Linked DNA regions of Homo sapiens: region 1 is linked to region 2. A link is an interaction called in ENCODE POLR2A ChIA-PET data of the cell type or tissue named here. Cell type or tissue: endothelial cell of umbilical vein. All regions are shown on one strand. Each heading gives the region's core, and the rest is flanking DNA. Links, peaks and the distances in the headings are about the cores only. Region 1 overlaps IQCK (IQ motif containing K). Region 2 overlaps IQCK (IQ motif containing K).

What was found. Peaks named below come from ENCODE experiments on the same cell type or tissue, not always from the same donor. Only the 100,000 strongest peaks of a DNase experiment are listed, where the experiment ranks them.
Region 1: POLR2A ChIA-PET joins it to region 2 with 5 read pairs; 3 of 35 experiments call an interaction of 5 or more read pairs at or near these places.

Annotation. Positions count from the first base shown.
Region 1 is chr16:19,743,220-19,754,425 of GRCh38, reverse strand. All of the region lies in intron 4 of IQCK (IQ motif containing K), which reads right to left. Among named protein-coding and RNA genes, the nearest start is that of IQCK-AS1, 17 kb to the left of the region's middle. In endothelial cell of umbilical vein, for the core only: no CTCF peak of the experiment used is centred there; no DNase peak of the experiment used is centred there.
Region 2 is chr16:19,849,123-19,860,328 of GRCh38, reverse strand. It overlaps IQCK (IQ motif containing K), which reads right to left. Exons shown (of 9, transcript NM_153208.3): 9 at 1,862-3,842. The coding sequence ends at 3,781. It overlaps GPRC5B (G protein-coupled receptor class C group 5 member B), which reads left to right. Exons shown (of 4, transcript NM_016235.3): 4 at 1-3,638. Among named protein-coding and RNA genes, the nearest start is that of GPRC5B, 30 kb to the left of the region's middle. RefSeq lists enhancers at 944-2,143, 5,294-6,213, 6,214-7,132. In endothelial cell of umbilical vein, for the core only: no CTCF peak of the experiment used is centred there; a DNase peak (open chromatin) is centred at 1,808.

The DNA of each region.
Region 1 (11,206 bases), core at 4,160-6,659, 110 kb after region 2:
GTCTTATGGCCTCTACCCAGAGTCCACATTTAATCCATATTTAAAGCTGACATAAAATTTATTTTCAGCCATCGTTTTACTCATGCACAAAACTGATTTCTTTCCAAATTAAGCAAAGTGCATTGTTCCAGTCTGACTCTGTTCAACAAACATTTACTTACTGTGTGCACGCCCTGTGTTAAACACAAGAGATAAAGAAAATGAGTAAGGCACGGCCCCAGTGTGGTTATTAAATGCCCCCAAACTGCCACCCTGCAGCTCCTGACCTGGGTAGTAAGTGACAGTAGGTGCAGATGGTTAACTCCGTCTCAGCTCCAGGTGTGAACCCTGATAAGGCAGGTGAGATAATCCCACCTCACCCCACCTAGACCTGAGCCAATCTGGTCCACATTTATCCTGGCCAAAGGGATGCACTGAATCAGGAATGGGCATGTGACCCACTTCAGAGTGATGAGATGTCAGGGGAGGTGTGCTGGAGCTTCTGGGAAGTTAATTTCCTTTGCTTTCCTGAAAGAGTTTGTTGTCCCCCTTCTGTTTGATGTAGTAGGTGGATACAAAGCCGAGGCAGTGGTCGCAGCTGTTTTGCCAATCCAAAGGAAGCCAGCCCGGGATAAAGCTGACTCTGCTAGAGGCCAAGCAGAGAGGCAGGAGAGAACCAAGTCCTCCTCAGTTATATCACAGAGTTCCTGAATCAAACCAACCCTGAAGCCTTCCCTCTCTACCTTGGGGCCTTCTAGTTTCCTGAGCCAATAAATCCTCTGTATTATTTAAGTCAGTTTCCTGCTAGTTGCAACATAATGCACCCTAACCAAGATACGTGCTCAGTATCCCTTCCATCTTATTTTGGTAACAGCACCCTGAGTTCCTTTCAGGAATCCATCTTTCCCCAGCAAAAACTATGGGCTTTGGATGCCTAACAGGCCACTAAATCACAATTCCCCTAGTTCCAAGGACCTATTCCAAAGCAGGTATGTTTATTTATTTATTTATTTTATTTTTAGAGACAAGGTCTTGCTCTGTCACCTAGGCTGGAGTGTAATGGCATGATCATAGTTCACTGCAGCCTTGAATTCCTAGGCTCAAGGGATCTTCCTGCCTCAGCTTCCTGAGTAGCTAGGACTACAGGCACATGCCACCTGTAATGCTCAGGTAATTTTCAAAAATTTTTTTTTTTTTTTGTAGAGATAGGGGTTTTGCTATGTTGCCCAGGCTGGTCTCCTGGGTTCAAGCAATTCTTCTGCCTTGGCATCTCGAAATGTCTGGGATTACAGGCATGAGACACTATGCCCAGCCCAAATTACTCAGACAATTGACCCGAGTTGGCTCAATTAGAGAGAAACTCTGGGAGAGACTCTCTCTCTCTCTCTCTCTCTGCTACACTTGAGCCTTATAGGACATAGGCTGGTGCCACAAAATGAGGGCTCATTTGAGGGTGGAGCCAACCCAGACGAAGCAGTCAAGAGAAGAAGAGAGAGAACAGTCATGGAGACATCATCTGGGTCACCAGATCAAGCTGTGCTGGAAGATCTCCCTGTGGGCCTCTTGTCTACATTTTTTAAAAGGTCCGGGCACGATGGCTCATACCTGTAATCGCAACACTTTGGGAGGCTGAGGCAAGTGGATCATTTGAGCTGAGAAATTCGAGACCAGCCTGGCCAACATGGCAAAGCCCCATCTCTACAAAAAATACAAAAACTAGCCAGGCATGGTGGCATGTATGCCTATAGTCCCAGCTACTCAGGAGGCTGAGGTGGGAGGATCGTTAGAGCTGGGGTAGATTGAGGCTGCAGTGAGCTATGATCTGACTCCAGCCTGGGCAGCAGAGTGAGACCCTATCTCAAAAAATAAATAAGTAATATATAAAGAAAGAAAGAAAACAATCCCTTTCTACTTAGGACAGTTTGAATGGGGTTTTCTGCCATGTTCAGGACCTGCCCTCAAAGAGTTAACTCCAGCAAATAAGGAAATCTTAGCTCTGCATACTTAATACTCCCCAGCTGAAACAAACTCATTTGAGTTTCCACTACTTTTTACTGCTAACAATATAAGCCTTTTATCAAAAAATGCTTACAGTAAAAATGATTAACTTTACTCTGAGTGTTCAAAATATTTTCAGAGATGCATCAGAAAGAATTTCCAAGTGAAGTTTGCAATGTAGCCACTGAGCCAGCTCTGTTTAATATAGCAGTTCAATTAAATTCTAATTAAATTCTGATCGCTCGTGTTCCAATTAAGCTAATCCAAAGGCAGGGCTGAATGTCATGGAATTCCTTAAGAATATCAACCTAACTGTAAGGTTTAATCTTCATAATGCTATTTACACATCTCAGACTTAATTTGTTCCAGTGGAATGCAATGCAGGTCACGGTAGAGCAGGAATGGTACTGTGGCCTTTTAACTAGACTTCAGTCTAAAAACACTGTTGAAGTTCTATTTTAACAATTGCACAGTTGATTTCCTGCCTTACAACCTTTTCCCCTTCCAACTCTTGTAGAGTGTGGCCAGCCCAGGGGCACTCAGGAAGGCAGCTATAACTATAATCGGAAGATCAGAAAGGTCAATGGCAATGCAGATTCAATAAGGAGAAGGCAAGTCTTTGTACAAACTCTACTCCCACAGATTTTGATCTCAGGATCAAAATTATTTGCACACCTAGCTTCAAAGCCATGCCTCCGAGAAACCAAGGGATCTGGAGCACTCCCTTCAAGGCCTGCTCTCTGCTTGGAGAAGGCATGCCAAGCTCTTTGTTAAAGGAAGCTACTGGCAGAGGCTTGATGACACACCTGTCCTGATCCATCTCGCTACTCCTGCCTAAAACAGAATTTATTCTTTCTCTCATTGCCTACCTGGACCCCAACTCTCTTTCCTCTGGCTTTGCACTTGCTCACATTTGCCTCCCTCCTTCAAACATAATTTTAAAATTTATTTTTATTTATTTATCTTTTTTAAAGATAGGGTCTCGCTCTGTCACCCAAGCTGGAGTGCAGTGGTGTGATCATAGCTCACTGCAGCCTCAAACTCTTGGGCTCAAGCAATCCTCTCACCTCAGCCTCCCGAGTGCTGGGACTATAGGCACATGGCACTGCCTGGCTAATTTCTATTTTTTGTAGAGATGGGGTTGCCCAGGCTGGTCTCCAATTCCTGGTCTCAAGTGACCCACCTACGCAGGCCTGCCAAAGTGCTGGGATAACGGGTGTGAACTACTGTGCTTGGCCAAGCACAATTCTTAATAACGATGGCTCCCATTACTGTGCCTGACACACCCCATCTCATTTATTCTTCCCCACAGCCCTGGTGAGGTGGGTACTATGATTATCACTTCCCCACTTAATAGATAAGAAAACTGAGGCTCACAGCATTTCAGGAGACTTCCTAGGGGCACAGAGCTAGCAGAGCTGAAGGAGAGATTCAAGCCCACCTAACTCCAGCAGCCCCACCCTCATCACCGTACCTGCCACAGCCCTCCACATTTCTGACACCACCCCTACCATTCAACTCCCCCTAAATGGCCAGTCCCAGTCCACCTCTTCCTCGCAGACTGTCCTCATTTTCAGACTTCCACTTTTTCCAATTTAATTTTGTTGTTATTCAATTGTTATCTTTCATTGTAGCTGTGCCAGGCACTTAACTGAATGCTTTAAATGCATTATCTTATTAAATTCTCGGCTGGGTGCGGTGGCTCACGTCTGTAATCCCGGCACTTTGGGAGGCCAAGTTGGATGGATCACTTGAGGTCAGGAGTTCGAGACCAGCCTGGCCAACATGGTGAAACCCCGTCTCTACTAAAAACACAAAAATTAGCCGGGCATGGTGGCACACACCTATAGCCCCAGCTACTGGGGAGGCTGAGATAGGAGAGTTGCTTGAATCCGGGAGTTGGAGGTTGCAGCGAACCGAGATCATGCCACTGCACTCCAGCCTGGGTGACAGAGCAAGACTCCATCTCAAAAAAAAACAAAAACAAACAAAACAAAAAAACACAAAATTCTCATTAACTTAGGCCAGGCGCAATGGTTCACTCCTGTAATCCCAGCACTTTGGGAGGCCAAGGTGGACAGATCACTTGAGATCAGGAGTTCAAGACTAGCCTGGCCAACATGGTGAAACCCCGTCTCTACTAAAAATATTAAAATCAGCCAGGCACGGTGGCACACGCCTGTAGTCCTAGCTACTTGGGAGGCTGAGGCAGGAGAATCCCTTGAACCAGGGAGGCAGAGGTTGCAGTAAGCCAGGATCACGCCACTGCACTCCAGCCTGGGCCACGGCGCGACACTCCATCTCAAAAGAAAAAAAAAATCATAAACTCCCTTATCTGAAGCAATTACTATTGTTATTTACATTTTACAGAGGAAGAGACTGAGGCTTAGAAATATTAAAATTACAAGGTCACAATACTAGCAAGGTCTGGGGTCACGCATCTACAAAGAGGTGGAATGAGGCCCTATTCTCAGGTGAAAATGGCTCCAAATTCTATTCTAAATCATTAAGCTTCCCTTACACTGTAGTGCCTCCCACACAACAATAACTACTTAATCATTCAGCTTCCTTTATACTAGACTGCCTCCCACATAACAGCTATGACTATAAAAATATGGATAGTTCCAGGACTTCAAAGCATGAATTGGCACACTTTTTCTTTTTCTTTTTTTTTTTTCCTTTTTGAAACAGAATTTCACCTGTTGCCCAGGCTGGAGTGCAGTGCTGCAATCATAGCTCACTGCAGCCTCGACCTCCCAAGCTCAATGGATTCTCCCACCTCAGCCTTCTGAGTACCTGGGACTACAGGCGCACACCATGGTGCCCAGCAAATTGTGTAAATTTAATTTTTGTAGAGACGGGGTTTCACCATGTTGCCCAAGGCTGGTCTTAAATTCCTGGGCTCAGGCGATGCTCTTGCCTCAGCCTCCTAAAGTCCTGAGGCTATATATGTGAGCCACCATGCCCAGTCAAACTTTTTCTTAAAGGGTCAGATAGTAAACATAGGCTCGTGTCACAAATATTCAACTCTGCCACTGTAGTGCAAAAGCTATTACAGATAATAGGTAGAGGAACGGGCATAGCTGTGTTCCAGTGAAATTTCATTTACAAAAACAGGTAGCTGACCTGTGTAGTTGGAAGGCGTTCAGCTTCGGAACGTTATGAATAACTGACAGATGATCTTTCCTATGGTATCATGGAAACATCCATAGTACTTGATTTCTGACACTGAAGTCTGATTTTAAGAAAGCTCTGTTTCGTCTCTCTTCTCTATTTCCTGGATAACCCTTTATGATTCTAAGGGGTTAACAGTTGAAACATCTTTTGGATCTGGGACTAGTTTATGACCTGGCTTTTCCTGTTCCTAAAATGTAGCAGGAGAAATGCAGTTCTCTAAACAACCAAGAGAGTCAATGATTTACTTTAAGATACATTCTTTCAAAAAAACCTCATTTTCATTCTTTAAAAAATGGCTTCCTTCTTTAGACATAAATTCTCAAGAGAAGGCTGAAATACTTGCAGGGCTGGTTTTTTGTTTTGTTTTGTTTTGTTTTTTTCCATTACAGGATGTGATTCTAGCAGTTGCTTAATTCTAGGAGGTGTCTTTATATTACATTCTCAGATTCTAAGCTCATCATTATTTCTAAGAGTTATGTTTTGATTTTTACTAATACCTATCATTTTAAAAGGTACTAGTATTTTCAGAATGACAAGGAGAGTCCATCCTTGGCCATCTATCTGTAATGTCCAGAATGCAGTAAGAGAATTACACCCTCCATTCACTCATGTAACAATTGGTCAACCAGAAGAGGCCATGGGGAATAGCACTCCTTTACAGGTTGGCTCTTTTCCAAGAGAAACGCTAATAGGATTAACAACATTTAATGTGTATTGAGTGCTGTCTATATGCCAGACACTCTTAAGTTTTGCTTAACTCATTTATCCTCACAACAAGAACATATTACTACGATGTACTACATACAATTCATATTTTACAGATCAGAAAATGGGGGCACAGAGATGCTAAATACCTTGCCCAAAGTCACTTACTAGTAAATGGAAGGATAAGAATTTAGCTGGGTTCGGTGTCTCATGCCTGTAATTCCAGCACTTTGGGAGGCAGAGGTGGGCGGATCACCTAAAGTCAGAAGTTTCAGACTGGCCTGGCCAACATGGTGAAACCCTGTCTCTATTGAAAACATAAAAATTAGCTGGGACTGGTGGCACACACCTGTAATCCCAGCTATTCGGGAGGCTGAGGCACCAGAATTGCTTGAACCTGGGAGGTGGAGGTTGCAGTGAGCCACGATAACACCACTGCACTCCAGCCTGGGCAACAGAGTAAGACACTGTCTCAAAAAAAAAAAAAAAAAAAAGAATTTGAGCCCAGATGGTTGAACTCCAGAACAAGCCCCTTCACACATTAGCTCATTTAATCTTTCCTGAAGTCACCAGGCTGGAGCTAACAGTCACAGCTGCCATCTGTGACCCGGTCCATATTATTTCTAACGCAGTGTATACGGTAAGTTGCAAAAAGGGCCACCATTCTCCACCCTTCCTGTATCTGCACTTTGCAGTGTGACTTTACAGCTCTTCCCATCAAGAATTGGAATCTATAAAAGGGAACAAACTCATGTATTTTGCAGCAACATGGATGGAACTGGGGGGCATTATCTTAAGTGAAACAAGCCAGACACAGAAAGTCAAATATCGCATGTTCTTACTCATAAGTGGGTGCTAAAACCTGTCTATACACAGATGGATAGAGTGGAATGACAGACAGTGAAGACTCGGAAGGGTGAAGGGGTGGGAGGAGGGTGATGATGACAAACTACTTATTGGGTACAATGTGTGTTATTTGGGTGATACCCTAAAGCTCTGACTTTGCCACTGTGCAATCTATGCATGTAATGAAATTGTATTTAAACCCCACACATTTACTTAAAAAAAAAAAAAAGGAATCTATTTCCTAACTCTTCGGATCTGGGCTGGCCTTGTGACTTGCTTTGGCCAATCTAACGTGTGAAAGTGACACTATGTCAGTTCCAAGCCTCAGGCTCAAGAGGCCTTGACGTGTCTAATTGAATTGAAGCAACCCTGCCTGGCTGCCCTATGAACAACCTAGGGTTAATCTGATAGAGGATGAGAGACCACATGGAACAGCTCATCCCAGCTGAGGCCATCCTAGACCAGCCAGCATCTAGCCTATCCAGTAGCTGCCAAAGACACATGAATGAACCCAGCCAAGGCCAGAAGAAACTCCCAGCTAAATCTAGCCCAAGTTGCTAACTTGCAAAAAAGTGAGCTAAATAAATGGTTATGATTTTTTGCTGGCAGAGATAGGGGTCTTGCTATGTTGCCCAAGCTGGTCTTGAACTCCTGAGCTCAATGATCCTTCTGCCTTGGCCTCTTAAATTGCTGGGATTACAGCCATGAGCCACGATGCCTGACCAATGCTTGTAATTTTAAGCCACTAACTTTTGAGGTAGTTTATTATATGGCAAAAAAGTTAACTGATAAAGTACATAATAATCGAAATGCAATTTATGGCCAAATGATAATGTTCCCCCTATCTGGCAGTTAGTCAAGACTGCTACCACAGCCATCTGGCATAAAGCCATGCCCCTCAAAGCCGGCGGACAAAGCTTCAGACCAGAGGAGGAAAATCCTGCCACAAAGCCACTGCCCTTCACTTTGTTAAAGAACCATTGGGTCACCCTCAGGTCAGAGCCTGCTGACTTTCTTTTTAAAGCCTTGTCCTTTGAGGATCACTTTGATTTTTAGAAACAAAAGCAACTCGTAGCCAAGTTTGGGAAATGAAGTGATCAATGCTCTTTTGTTAAAAATAAAAAAGAAACTTGACTATAAAGTTATAATAAGATTTTCTTGCATGGCTTACAAACTAGATCTGACGGCAATTCTAAGAGTCACAATGGGAAATGTTTTCAGCACCCACAGCCTTATCACCATGAGACACAGTAGGAATGAATGTCAGGTTGGGGATGGTTAATGGCAACAACTAAGACCTACTATTTGATAGCAAAACAGGGTAACTACAGTCAATAAAAACTTAAGTGTACATTTTAAAATAAGTAAAAAAGTCTATGTAATTGGATTGTTTGTAACACAGTTACTTAGGGGATGGAAACCCCATTCTCCATGATATTTCGCATTGCATGCCTGAAGCAAAACATCTCATGCACCCAATAAATATATATATCTACGACGTACCCACAAAAATTAAAAGAAAAAAAAAAAGAAATGAAGCTAGACTCTTTTTTTTTTTTTTTTTTTTGAGACATAGTCTCACTCTGTCCCCCAAGCTGGATCTCTGCTCACTGCAACCCTGCCTCCTGGGTTCAAGTGATTCTCATGCCTCAGCCTCCCGAGCAGCTGGGATTACAGGCACATGCCACCAGGCCTAGCTAATTCTTAGTATTTTTAGTAGAGAACTTGGTGGAAGTCATGTTCCAGGTCTTGGCTTTGCACTTTTGCTTTTACCCTCTTGGAAAGCTGCTGGAGACCACCACGCTGTAAAGGAGCTGGGCTGGCCCACTGGAGGATGAGAGGCCACATGAAGGAGAACCGAAGTGCCCCAGCTAGCAGGCAGCACCAGGGCCCCAGACACATGAGTGAGATAGAATTGGACCTTCCAACCCAGCCCAGTTACCAGCTGAACGCAGTCACATGAGTGACCCCAGGAGAGAGCACCAGAACTGCCCAGTCGGCCCAGAGTCATGAAAAATAATAAATCGTTATTTTAAGCCATGAAGTTTTCAGGTAGTTTACTGTACAACACAGCAATCAGGTAACTGATAAATAGGTTATATTATATCATCTAAGCATTTCATTTCAGGATAGCAAGAAGCACACTATACAATGCTATGACAAGGGAGCACTGGGCCCAGTAGGGTTGAGTCACGGCTCTAATTACTTCCAACTGCTTTTAAAATAAAACCCACTTTGTTTACTGGCCCATGTGATGTTACGGCCGCTGCGGGGCTGACCCTGTCAAACTCACCTCCTCTCTCTTTTGCTCACTCTGCCCCAAACATACTGGCCTCCTTTTTGTCCCTGGAATAGGTCACAGAATTTGGCAGTACTGGGTCATTAGTAAACTTGAGTTGTACCAGACATAGTGAGCATTTAAATGCCAGAGTGCCACATTAAAGAAAGAATGAATGGTAAAAAGATGTAGGTGAGGTGATTCACTGAGTGTGTCAGTGAAAAGGAAAGAGAGAAAGAAAATAACCTAGACGATGCAGCAGGGTCAAATATGAGGACTTGAAAATGTTACTTATCATTAACTTTTATTTTTCCTGATTACAAAGGTAACTCGTGCTTCTTTTGAAATTTTTTAATATACCCAAAATATTGGAATATTAAATATAGGAGAGCAAAGGGTCAAAACTTTCATCTCTTTCCCATCTTCCATGTGATTCTTCACTTATTGGCCAACGAATTTAGATACTATTATCTGCATTCTGTTACCTTTGGCTTGTTGTATACATGGCTGCATAAATCGCTATACACACAGGAAATGTCTGTACAGTATCTATTGTTGGCCACAGATGTACTTCCACCAGCTATTTGTACAAAGCAATCATTTTCCGTTATTTACCTTTCACAGAGTATATTTGTTTAACACAATATAAAATACTGCTAGCACCCAGCTAATTTCACAGCAAAACTAGAAGGCCATTGGCTTTATTTGTAGATTGTCACTCTAATGCCATACAGATGCCACTTAAAAAATCTCAATTACTTTTTTTACATGATTGAAAATGACCCTTTGAGAAAGGGTTAAATAAATCTATTTCACTTGTTAAATTCGTATCATGAAATGTGGAGGTCTTGATCTAACTCTCAGGCTGAGATAATTCATGGAAATCATGTGCTTAAGGTTTATTCTCCCAATTGTAATCTCCACCAAAAATTAAGGATTAGGGAAATACCTGCCTATTAAATATGCTGAATTTTACATTGAGCATTTAAAATAGAGTTAAATATCTAAGATGGGCCAGGTGCACTGGCTTATCCCTGTAATCCCAGGACTTTGGGAAACCAAGGCAGGAGGACCACTTGAGCTCAGGAGTTTGAGACCAGCCTGGGCAACACAGTGAGACCCCATCTCTAAAAATAAAAATGAAAATAATTTTTAAAATGAAAAAATATACTATTTGTGTGCTTAGAGAAAAGAAGAAAAAATAATCTAAGCAGGAACAACTGTTTGTTTAGAAACTATATTAAATTCATAGTATTTAAAATGATATATATAAAAGAATCACAAGATGAGTGACTCAAAATCAAAATAATCAAGCTTGCATAGCTTTTGGGGAACAGGCCTGGGTTGAAAGGGTCTGCCTGATTCCAGAGGCTGGAATCATGGAATTGCTGAACCATGTACCACACAATGCCTGAATTCATGTGTGCAGACACACCTACACCTATACACACACCCACACACACCACACACCACACAATAGATGTGTGTGTAATTGGCCAAATGCTCTATGGCATAGTAATTAGGTGCCAGCTCTTGCTGTTTCTCTGTCTGCTCTGTTCCCCCTGGTCTTCCTTGGAGTTTCATGGTACTGGCAGGACAACCTAAATAAAAGGCTTGCTAACTTCTCACTCCTTTTCTCCACAGCCTCCAGACCCATCTTTCATGTCAGAATCTGACCTCTGCTTTCAGCAAGCTGTGTGACTGACCATCAGAGTGGAGCAGTGGTCAAACTCTTAGACTCTGGAACAATTCTTGGTTTGAGTCTTGGCTCTGCCACTTTCTAGCTGTGAACTTAAGCTTCTTGGTTAGCCCTGGTGCTGTACAGCCCTGATCCATAAGATGATGATAATAGCATCCACCTCCAAAGATTGTTGGGAGGATTAAATGAGTGACTGCAGGTAAAGTGCTTAGAATGACATCTGGCACAAAGCAAGGCTCAAAAAGTGCTGACAACTACTATTCTTGAATCCTAGCCTCTTGCTCTACTCTCTGGCTCTCCATTGTCTGTGAATGAGGCTCCTTCAATTTGAGGGGATTTGCTCCTTGCCCAGCTCCAGCTCCAGGGAGCCTAGCAGACTTAGGCGGTCTCCCCATTGTTTACCTCCCTCCAGAGGCAGTAGATCCAGTCACTGCAGGTATAGTTAATAAATTACCTCCTGTGTGTAATAACTACAACAAACTGAATAAAGGTCACAGACCTCCAGAGTGCTCATGTAGCTTAAT
Region 2 (11,206 bases), core at 786-3,285:
AAAAGCTAACACCGACTGCCCGCCCCTCCCCTGCCACACACACAGACACGTAATACCAGACCAACCTCAATCCCCGCAAACTAAAGCAAAGCTAATTGCAAATAGTATTAGGCTCACTGGAAAATGTGGCTGGGAAGACTGTTTCATCCTCTGGGGGTAGAACAGAACCAAATTCACAGCTGGTGGGCCAGACTGGTGTTGGTTGGAGGTGGGGGGCTCCCACTCTTATCACCTCTCCCCAGCAAGTGCTGGACCCCAGGTAGCCTCTTGGAGATGACCGTTGCGTTGAGGACAAATGGGGACTTTGCCACCGGCTTGCCTGGTGGTTTGCACATTTCAGGGGGGTCAGGAGAGTTAAGGAGGTTGTGGGTGGGATTCCAAGGTGAGGCCCAACTGAATCGTGGGGTGAGCTTTATAGCCAGTAGAGGTGGAGGGACCCTGGCATGTGCCAAAGAAGAGGCCCTCTGGGTGATGAAGTGACCATCACATTTGGAAAGTGATCAACCACTGTTCCTTCTATGGGGCTCTTGCTCTAGTGTCTATGGTGAGAACACAGGCCCCGCCCCTTCCCTTGTAGAGCCATAGAAATATTCTGGCTTGGGGCAGCAGTCCCTTCTTCCCTTGATCATCTCGCCCTGTTCCTACACTTACGGGTGTATCTCCAAATCCTCTCCCAATTTTATTCCCTTATTCATTTCAAGAGCTCCAATGGGGTCTCCAGCTGAAAGCCCCTCCGGGAGGCAGGTTGGAAGGCAGGCACCACGGCAGGTTTTCCGCGATGATGTCACCTAGCAGGGCTTCAGGGGTTCCCACTAGGATGCAGAGATGACCTCTCGCTGCCTCACAAGCAGTGACACCTCGGGTCCTTTCCGTTGCTATGGTGAAAATTCCTGGATGGAATGGATCACATGAGGGTTTCTTGTTGCTTTTGGAGGGTGTGGGGGATATTTTGTTTTGGTTTTTCTGCAGGTTCCATGAAAACAGCCCTTTTCCAAGCCCATTGTTTCTGTCATGGTTTCCATCTGTCCTGAGCAAGTCATTCCTTTGTTATTTAGCATTTCGAACATCTCGGCCATTCAAAGCCCCCATGTTCTCTGCACTGTTTGGCCAGCATAACCTCTAGCATCGATTCAAAGCAGAGTTTTAACCTGACGGCATGGAATGTATAAATGAGGGTGGGTCCTTCTGCAGATACTCTAATCACTACATTGCTTTTTCTATAAAACTACCCATAAGCCTTTAACCTTTAAAGAAAAATGAAAAAGGTTAGTGTTTGGGGGCCGGGGGAGGACTGACCGCTTCATAAGCCAGTACGTCTGAGCTGAGTATGTTTCAATAAACCTTTTGATATTTCTCAAGGCCCTAGTCTCTGCTGTCTCCCCTCCCCACCCCATCCTTGCAAAGCACTGGGGAAAGTAAGGCCAATCTGGCCCTCCCTGTGTGACCCGCCTTCGAGTTTTCCTTAACAGTTAGTACATTTCCTTGTGTTACCACGCATGGGGAAGAAAACGCATGGCCCCAGAATGCCACCCCCACCTGACCTCCCCGGAAGCACCCCGCCTCTGCCCAGAGCATGTGCTTGCTTCTAGAGAATCCCGTTCCAGTCATTGCGTGGACAGAAAACGTAAGAGTCCTGGGGAGGGGTGGGAGGGAATGAAGCTAGGACCTGGGGTGGGGGTGGGGGCGGTTGCATGCGGACCCGGTATTCTGAAAAGAAAGAAATCTTCAAACACCTCGGTCCTGTCCGGTGAAAAAACGACAGCATTACACATTCTCGTGCCAGGAAATGGTTACTCACCCCCGCTCTCTGGAGTCCTTTGGAGCTTTCTGATACCATTCACACGATGGAGCAATTCACACGTTCGTTTTCTAAGTTCTTTATTGTCCAAGCATATAAGGTGAGCACAGCACAAATGGCTGCCATGGAAAGTCGTGCTTCCCCAGCATAAGAACAGAGCCATCTTTGAGCCATGGGAAGCCTCATTTAATGAGACCTTTTTCCCCCCTTTTAAATCTGATATGTTATCGCACTTAGGGTTTTGTTTTATTTTGGCTTTTAAGGTTGAGAGTGGGCTGAACGCCTTCATAATGGGGGCGGAGGCGGGAGTGAGAGGAGAAGGGAGAGAGCTGTTCTTTTTCTAATGACTACACCTGAAAAGTATCAAGAGACATCTTTGCCAAGAGACTGTAGCAGCCAGCTGCCCCCCGTGGAGCAAGGTTTAAAGACAAAATTAAATGGCACCTCTGTTTAAGATCTGCGTGTGTAAACAAGACTCGTTTGGGGAAAACGACCCGGGAGGAGAGCATCTGTGATCAAAATCTCTCATTGTAAGCACAAATTGTTCCGTGTCTGGTTATTAAAATCGCTTTGGGTCTATAACAGCCACTCTTGTCCCCCCTTTTAATAGAAAATTGTCATTCTAGCCTGGATTTCTCCCCACTGGAGGTGGAGGGTGGGAAGAGAAGGGAGTCAGCTCTGACAGCTTACAAACTGGGAAGTTCTGTGCATCTCCAGGGATTCCAGAGTTGAAGATCTGGTTGTTGGAAGCTGGGCGCCCAGTGCTTTTTTTTTTTTTTTTTTTTAGCCCAGATGCCGTCAGGACCCACTGAACAAGGGTGAACTCGGGTGGTGGTCTCGGTTGGCCAAGGCTGAGTTGAACGCCTCAGGCCAAACCCCAAGTTGAAAGGGAGCATTGTGGCTTTTATAATCCAATGATGCAATGATGATACCAGCTTACAGGAGTTCTCAGCAGGTGCTTTTTATTAACTGATGAAGAGCTAAGGCTCACTTTTGATAGATAATATATATTTATTAAATGCATTAATGTGTGTTTTATAATGTACCTTTATCTTCCCCCGGCTGACTGTTGCATACTTATAAAAAAGAAGTTAAAGAAATTTCAAGACAATCAATATGTACCATAAACGACTATATAAATATTACAAATTTAAAAGGCTGTAAACCATGGGCAGATAGGTTTTATTTTCAAAATGCTGTTCTTAACACAAAAATAAAGGCTTTACTATTTACTTAAGACGTGTGGTAGCTTGTCAAAACAACCCAGTGCAACTAACTACTAGGCTTTCGGATCTGCCTTGAGGGTCGGTCTGTGGCATTTTAAATGGGAGAATCTTGGTTAACAGCAAACCACAGAACATATTAAGGTAATAAGTTTACCCATAAAAGCAGGAACTTTCTATATAATACTTTGGGACTTAGACAACAAAAATCCTTTGTTACATCTGTCTGGGTTTAAGTGTCTCATCTTGTTGGGTTTGCAGTAAAAGTTAAGGAGTGGTCTCCTTTGGAAATGATCATTAAGTATAAGGTCTTTTTTATAAAGAGAGTAGTCAGTCACTAGGTAAACTTAAAACCAAATTCAGAGGTTGGGGACTTAAATTAGAATATGGATCTTTGCAAAGGCGGCCACAAGTGGGAAAACTGGTAATAAGAGCACTTCTGTATTCCTTGGGACTAGAGTTCATTGTACATTTTAACAGCAGCTGGTGTAGAAGAATACTCCTGAGGCACTGAAGAAGTAATCTGGATGAATGAATAAAATGTGGGGATAATGCAGAAAGTGAAGACTGGTCCTTTCTTTTCTAAACTATTTGCATTAAAGCTTGTTTGCAATGAATCCTATCTTGTACAGAAAAGATTCCATTTGCACATGTTCCAAGTCTTGTTAAAGAAATCACAAGAGAGAGAGCATCATTTGGACATTTTCCTTGCACAAGGTAACTTGTGCTCGAATGGGCAAAGATACGTCTTAGCTATGGTTAAGATGATGGAATTTTCATCTTGGCTGCAGGTACTGCATCGTCCTCCATTTTGCATTTCACTGCAAAGAAAAGAAAGGGAAAGTCAGGATCAATTTACATACGTAGACAGGCTTGTCATTGGGAAACCGGAAACTCTGATGTGTGGACAAGGTCAGTTGCACCAAAACCCACTGTGCGCCTGCTATTCATGGTTCCGGCCCCATGGATCCACGGGGAAGAACACAGGCCCATTGTGCTCTAAGGACAGCACCTGAAAGTTCAAAACCACTTCCCGGACTGTTCATGGCCATTCTTAATTCAGTTCAGAAAGAGGTCAGAAGTGTGCTTTGCCGGTCAGGGTACTGAAGGAAGGCAATTTTACTAAAGACGATGACAGATTCCAGGCTCTCCGCTCAACCCCATCTGTCACCACACACCCTGTTCTCCAGCCACCCAAAATGGAAAACTCAGGGTATCACTGGGGGCAATGCAAAGGTCTGAAGAAAATCTTTTCTCTTATGTCATGGTCTGGACCAAGAACCTGATCTCGGTGATTTCCTGTGTCTGCCAAACAGGAAAGTTAGCTCCATACAGGGTATGGCTCTGTGTGTAAGGGGAATTAATCCCAACAGATAAAAGCCTCTCCCCAATTAAATATGGAAACCCAGTCCCTTGGTGGGTGCAGTAGGGATCCTTTTGGAAAGACCCTCTCTTTTAATATATCTTTGTCTGGAGTGTCCAAGTGCTGCTTGCCCATATGTGAATGTCTTGAAAGGTGGTTTGAGCCAGGCCACAGGTTCTGATGATTTGTGGAGAGCATTGTTCTGGTAAAAAGGGTGTTTGAGCTTGTTACTATGTAGGGCTGAGGTTTCAAGTGAACCTGCCCTCGTCCTGACCTCCCAGCAACTAAGGGCATGCACCAGCCAGATGCGGCAAAGAGGTGGGTATGTACACCATCCCATGAAATGCACTTTTTTGTTTTTTTGGGGACAGAGTCTCTCTTGTCCAGGCTGGAGTGCAGTGGCAAGATCTCGGCACACTGCAACCTCCGCCTCGCAGGTTCAAGCGATTCTCCTGCCTCAGCATCCCAAGTAGCTACAGGCGTGCACCACCACGCCCTGCTACTTTTTGTATTTTTAGTAGAGATGGGTTTCCCAATGTTGCCCAGGCTGGTCTCGAACTCCCAGCCTCAAGTGATCCACCCGCCTCAGCCTCCCAAAGTGCTGGGGTTACAGGTGTGAGCCACTGCGCCTGGCCCTGTGGTTATTTTCTGATGGAGGTGGGATGAGGGCCTTCAGCAACACAGACCAGCCCTGCAGTCTTCAAACTGAGGGCAAGGGTTCTTGGTCATGGTTCATTCAAAGGAAATCAATTTCCAGATCATCAGCTTCCCACCCTCCTGTCATTCCTGGCCCAGTGTGTAAAGACTCCCCAGGTGCCAAACAAGAAGGCAGTTCAAAATGAGGGCCCTCAGAGTCTCCTTATTTTCTATGTTTGACAACTATCAAATTGTATCATGTATTTATTTGGTTTTGCGTACTACTAATCATTGTATTAGCAACACAAATCAGAAAAAAATATTTTTAATACTTGGAGCCTGTGGTCACAGGACATTTTAAAACATTTTTTCAAGGTATATACCTTTTTTATTCCATTTATATGGAAGCTCTATGGGCAACCACAGTGAAAACCCTATGTGCTTCTAGACCCTACTAACGATGACATTGACTCTTCATAGTCAAGGATGCGCCACACCTCCCTAAAGACTGTCCCACTAGCTGTGATTAACAGCTCCCCAGGGATTGGGGGAGAGTCCCGAGTTGTATCATTTGCCATTTCCATAGCCTATTGGAAGCCAGCAGCCTGACAACGTAACAGAGTTGGGAAGAGGTGCGCACAGTCAGATGGAGCGGGGCTGCCCTGGATCCCCCCAGGGAGGTACACAGGTCAACTAGTGCAGCCAGCATCAGGCATAACTTCAGACCTGCAGGCTGGCTCTCTAGGGACAAATTGGGGACATCTGCAATAGGGGGAAATTGTTAGAAATGCAAATTCAGGGCCCTTTTCCAGGCAGACAGAACCAGACACTGGGGGTGGAGCCCATCCATCTGCATTTTAACAAGGCCTCCAGGTGATTCTGATGGATCAGGCTGGGTCTCTAGGGACAAGTTGGGGACATTTGCAATAGGGGGAAATTGTTAGAAATGCAAATTCAGGGCCCTTTTCCAGGCAGAGAGAACCAGACACTGGGGGTGGAGCCCACCCATCTACAGTTTAACAAGGCCTCCAGGTGATTCTGATGGATGCTAGTTAAAGTTTGAGAACCACTGATTACTGGTTTTCTACCCTGGCTGCTTGTAAGAATCACATGGTCAGCTTCTGAAATTTATTGGTGCCTGGGTTTCACTCCAGCAATTCTGATGTAACTACCCTGGGGCCTGGGCATCAGTAGCTAGGTAAAGCTCCTGTGTGTTGCTAAGGTTCAGCCAGGGTTGAGACACAGATGGGGCTTAGAATCCCTTTAAAGAAACGTGACTGTAGGACCCTGAAGAGTCTAGAATTCCCCTCAACTTATTAACATCATGCTGGCTGCCTGTGAGTCTCACAGTTTAAGCTGCTAGAGAGAGAGTTGGCAGACAGGCTGGGCACAGTGGCTCACGCCTATAATCCCAGCACTCTGGGAGGCCGAGGCACGTGGGTCACTTGAGGTCAGGGGTTCGAGACCAGCCTGGCCAACATGGTGAAACCCTGTCTACTAAAATTACAAAAATTAGCTGGGCGTGGTGGCAGGCGCCTGTTAATCCCAGCTACTTGGGAGCCTGAGGCAGGAGAATCGCTTGAAGGGAGGCAGAGGGTGCAGTGAGCCAAGATCGTGTTACTGCACTCCAGCCTGGGTGGCAGAGCAAGACTGTCTCAAAAAAAGAAAAAGAGAGAGAGAGATAGCTGGCAGACAGACAGATGCTGGAGGCAATTAATAGCTGGAGGGAAGGACTGGCTTCTGGGAGAATTCCCCAGCCCTTGGGTTTTCTTTAGTTTTCTTCAACTGCCTGAAGGAAGAATTCACCTGCAAGCTGTTGTCCTGGTATTTTACCCAATTCCTGTCCATACCTTGACAACCTTGTTGCCTACTCCCTACGTGTTGACCTTGCTTGGGAAAAAGCCCCTTAGTATCTCTTTAGATCATCACTCAGAAATCTTGACAGAGGAGAGCAGAAAGGAATGAGCTAGGGACCTTGTTCATGGGGGAGGACCGAGAGGTGTTATCTCGAGTTGACGGGCTGGAAATCAAGGTGTGACGTGGAGCCTCCCAGTGGAATTACCTGGGGATTTCTGAACACCCTACACAATTAGGTCACCATCTCTGGAGGCACAACTACACTGGAAAACTGCTTGGCGTTACCAAATGGAACTGAGTCTGACAGTGAATACAAATGATTCCACTCCCGTATCCCACTGCAGAAACCCTTCCATACGTGTACTGGGAGGATGCTCGTGATAGCAAAACCTGGACACAACCCAAATGTCCATCAGCAGTTGACTGGATAAACCAATTGTGGTCTACTTGACCAGTGATTATACAACACTGAACATGAGTGAGCCGAAGCCACACGCATCAACTTGGATTAGCTCAAAAATGTTGAAGGAGGCCGCGTGCGGTGGCTCACGCCTGTAATCCCAGCACATTGGGAGGCTGAGGCGGGCAGATCACGAGATCAGGAGATCAAGACCATCCTGGCTAACACGGTGAAACCCCGTCTCTACTAAAAACACAAAAAATTAGCCGGGCATGGTGGCGGGCACCTGTAGTCCCAGCTACTCGGGAGGCTGAGGCAGGAGAATGGCGTGAACCCAGGAGGCGGAGCTTGCAGTAAGCCAAGATCGCGTCACTGCACTCCAGCCTGGGCGACAGGGCGAGACTCCATCTCAAAAAAAAAAAAAAAAAAAAAGTTGAAGGAAAGATGAGAGGCACGGAATAATACATATAGTGTGATTCTATTTATAGCAAATCTAAATGCTGAGAGATGCATACAAACGTGAAAAGAGCTCCAAAGAAAAGCAAGAGAACAGCTATCATGATAGTCAGAGAAGTGGCTTCATGGGGGAAGAGCTTTAAAACTGTTGACAGTGTTCTGTTTGTTTGTTTGTTTGTTTGTTTGTTAAATGTTGTAGAGAGGTCTCGCTTTGTTGCCCAGGCTGGAGTGCAGTGGTGCGATCATAGCTCCCTGCAGCCTCTGGAGGCTTGTGGAGGCTCAAGCGATCCTCCACAAATGTTTTTATTTATTGTTATATGTGTTTTATAGCCACTGTTGTACGCATATTTCACCCCCCAAAAGGTAAAAAGAAATAGGTATGTTCGTGTATTGCTTGAAATTACAAAGCCAACCAATAAAGGCATGGAAAAGAATGATTTAGCTGTTTTGAGGAGGGGAGGGATGGAATCTAAGCTAACCCTCACCTATCATGGCAGGAAATCAGTAGATCCTATTGAAAATCTTATTACCATAGAGACCTGTTCCAGATACAGAAGTAACACCCCGAGGAGCAGCTGAAGTTCAAAGTCATTGCCTCTGGGGATGCACTACTTTGCTAAAAATTAAGCAAGAGATAAAATCTCGACTTGGTGGTCTTCCTCCTCCTGGTCTTAGCAGAACACAGCCTTGCACAGGTAGGTACTTGATCAGCGGAGGGAGGAAAAGGGGAGGGAAGCAGGGGTGAGAGGCAGGAGAGAAGAAGTAAGCCAGGATGCTGTAGAATGCAGCTTCCACCTTAGCTCGGAGACATCATCGTGGTTGGCTTCCAACACCAACAGACAGATGCCTCGGCACCCCTATGCTGTCCTTGTCCCTCTCAGCAGGCTGGTGCCCAGCCAGTTCCGGAAGGGCTGGGAGAGTGGAAAATCCCAGAGAGAGATACGCCAGCCCTTCAGCTTCAATTAAAGGCAATGTGACAAGAAGGGCCTTGCATACTAATAAGACTCAGTACATCTTCTCCTCGTGGTCGCCCTTATCCTCTCCTGTTCCTGTGAGTGACAGGACTGAGAATTCAATTCACAGCCCAGAGAAAAACCTCCCAGCCAGCAGCACAGGACAGATAAAGAAAATGCCTAAAGCTCAAGACAGGAAATTTGGGGACCACAGGGTCATCCGGCCACTCATACAATGTTGTCCAGACAGGGCCTCAGCATGAAAGGATGACCTGGGGTGAAAATATAGATTCCTGGGCCCCACCCCAGACCTTTAGAAACAGAATCTCCAGGAGTGAGGCCTGGGAATCAGTATCCCCTCCCCCTCAGTGCTGTGGGTGGGTGTTTTGATCTGGCAAGTTTGGGAAAGAGAGCAGATTTGGGCAAGTTTGGGAAACAGTGCCTGTTTCCTGAGGGCCTCAGTCAACTGTGAGCCAGGGTTGAGAATGGCACCTGCCTCCTAAGGGCGCTGAGAGAAGCAAAAGAGGCAAGCTGTGCAAAATGCAAAGTGCTCAGCACTGGTTCTGACCCAGAGTTAGGCACTTGATAAATATCAGCTATTATTATTCGCGTTTTTATTGAGACCAGGTCTCGCTCTGTTACCCAGGCTGGAAAGCAGTGGTGCAAATCAGGGCTCACTGCAGTCTCAACCTCCTGGGCTCAAATGGTCCTTCCACTTCAGCCTCCTAAGTATTAATAGCTGGGACCACACACACGCACCACCATGCCTGGCTAATATATTTTTATTTTGGGTTGAGATAGGGTCTTGCTATGTTGCCCAGCCTAGTCTCTAACTCCTGGGCTCAAGCAGTCCTCCTGCCTCAGCCTCCCAAGATGATAGGGTCACAGGTGTGAGCCACAGCACCCAGCCAGCTATTATTTTGCTTAGGGCATATTCTTTGCCCTCAAAGAGGTCACAGTATAGAAGGTGAGGCAGAAAAAATCAACAGGAAATTGTACGAACCACGAGATGCTCACATACTGCGGGGAGAACTTGCTTCAATAGATGACCATCTGCCACGCAGCTATGGACCACAACCGTGCTGGGGCCTGGGGTTACAAGGAGGAGACTGGCTCACGCTCCCAAATCAGCAATATCTATGAGAAACCTTAAAATGTTCATCTTTTACTCAATTAGCTCCCGATTTCTAGGATTCCAGGTAAATAATAAAAGCAAACACTTCTATGGTACTTATGAAGCCCTTGACACATACGAAGTCATAGTGAGCTAAGTGCTATTATTTTCCCCAGTTTTACAGGTAGGGAGACTGAAGCAGAGACAGGTCATGCAACTTGCTCAAGGTTACGCTGTGAGCTGTCTGGCTGCTGCTGCTCTTAAAACTCTACAGGGTCAAGATCTCACAACTGCCTCCCACCAGGACAGCAAAAATGTCTGTGATTAAAGAAGCAACAATGATGTTACGCAGACAAAGGTGTTCACTTCCGCATCCTCTACCACATAAACAGTTTGAGAACAACCTAAATGCCCAAAAGTCAGGGAATGATTAAGTATCTGACAACCTATAACCTTGATGTGATGTAATATAATGAAGCCATAAAAACATGATGTTTTGGCAAAGTGTAAAAACAGGGAGAAATGTCAGTGGGAAAATACGGTGCAGCACATTTCCTATAAATTTCCATTATGCAAATTTGAAATTGTTCAATACCAAGTTAATCATGTCTCCAAGGAGTACAAGGATGGCACGAGGGCATGGAGGCTTCTGTCTGTTAGAGCTGGAAGCCTAACAGATATAAACTGGGCTCCTTCATTTAATCATCCCTGCCTTCCTTTCTTTTCTTTCATTCCTTCTTTTTCTTTTCTTTTTCTTTTTTTTTTTCAGAGACAGGGTGTCATTCTGTTGCCCAGGCTGAAGTACATGGTGCAATCACAGCTCACTGCAGTCTTGACTTCCTGGGCTCAAGTGATCCTCCTGCCTCAGCCTCCCAAGTGGCTGGGGCTACAGGTGTGCACCACCATGCCCGAATATTTTTTTTACTTTTTGTAGAGATGGGATCTCACTATGTTGTCCAGGCTGGTCTCGAACTGCTGGGCTTAAGTGATCCTACTGTCTTGGCCTCCCAAAGCGCTGAGATTACAGGTATGAGCCACCGCACCCAGCCCCTGCCTTTCTAAAGAAAAAAAAAAGTTTACTTTTTAAAATTTTTATTTTTTTAGAACAAGTGACTCCTATTCCACATTCATTCTTGGGTGAGATTTTCATAATACATCACTTAAGTGTAACTGCCCTGTAGAAAATTACATTCATTACGTCCAAAATTACATCTATTGCTCAACTAAGTTATAACCCAGCATCTCAAATACATAAAAAAAAAAAAAACCTGAACATAGATGTAATGATTGAAAGGAAACTGCTGAATTTTTGTTTTCCTGAATGTTCTACAGTATACCTGTATTGCTATACAACTGGGGGAAACTTTCTAAAAGAATCACCAGAAAATATACCAGACAAAAGAAAA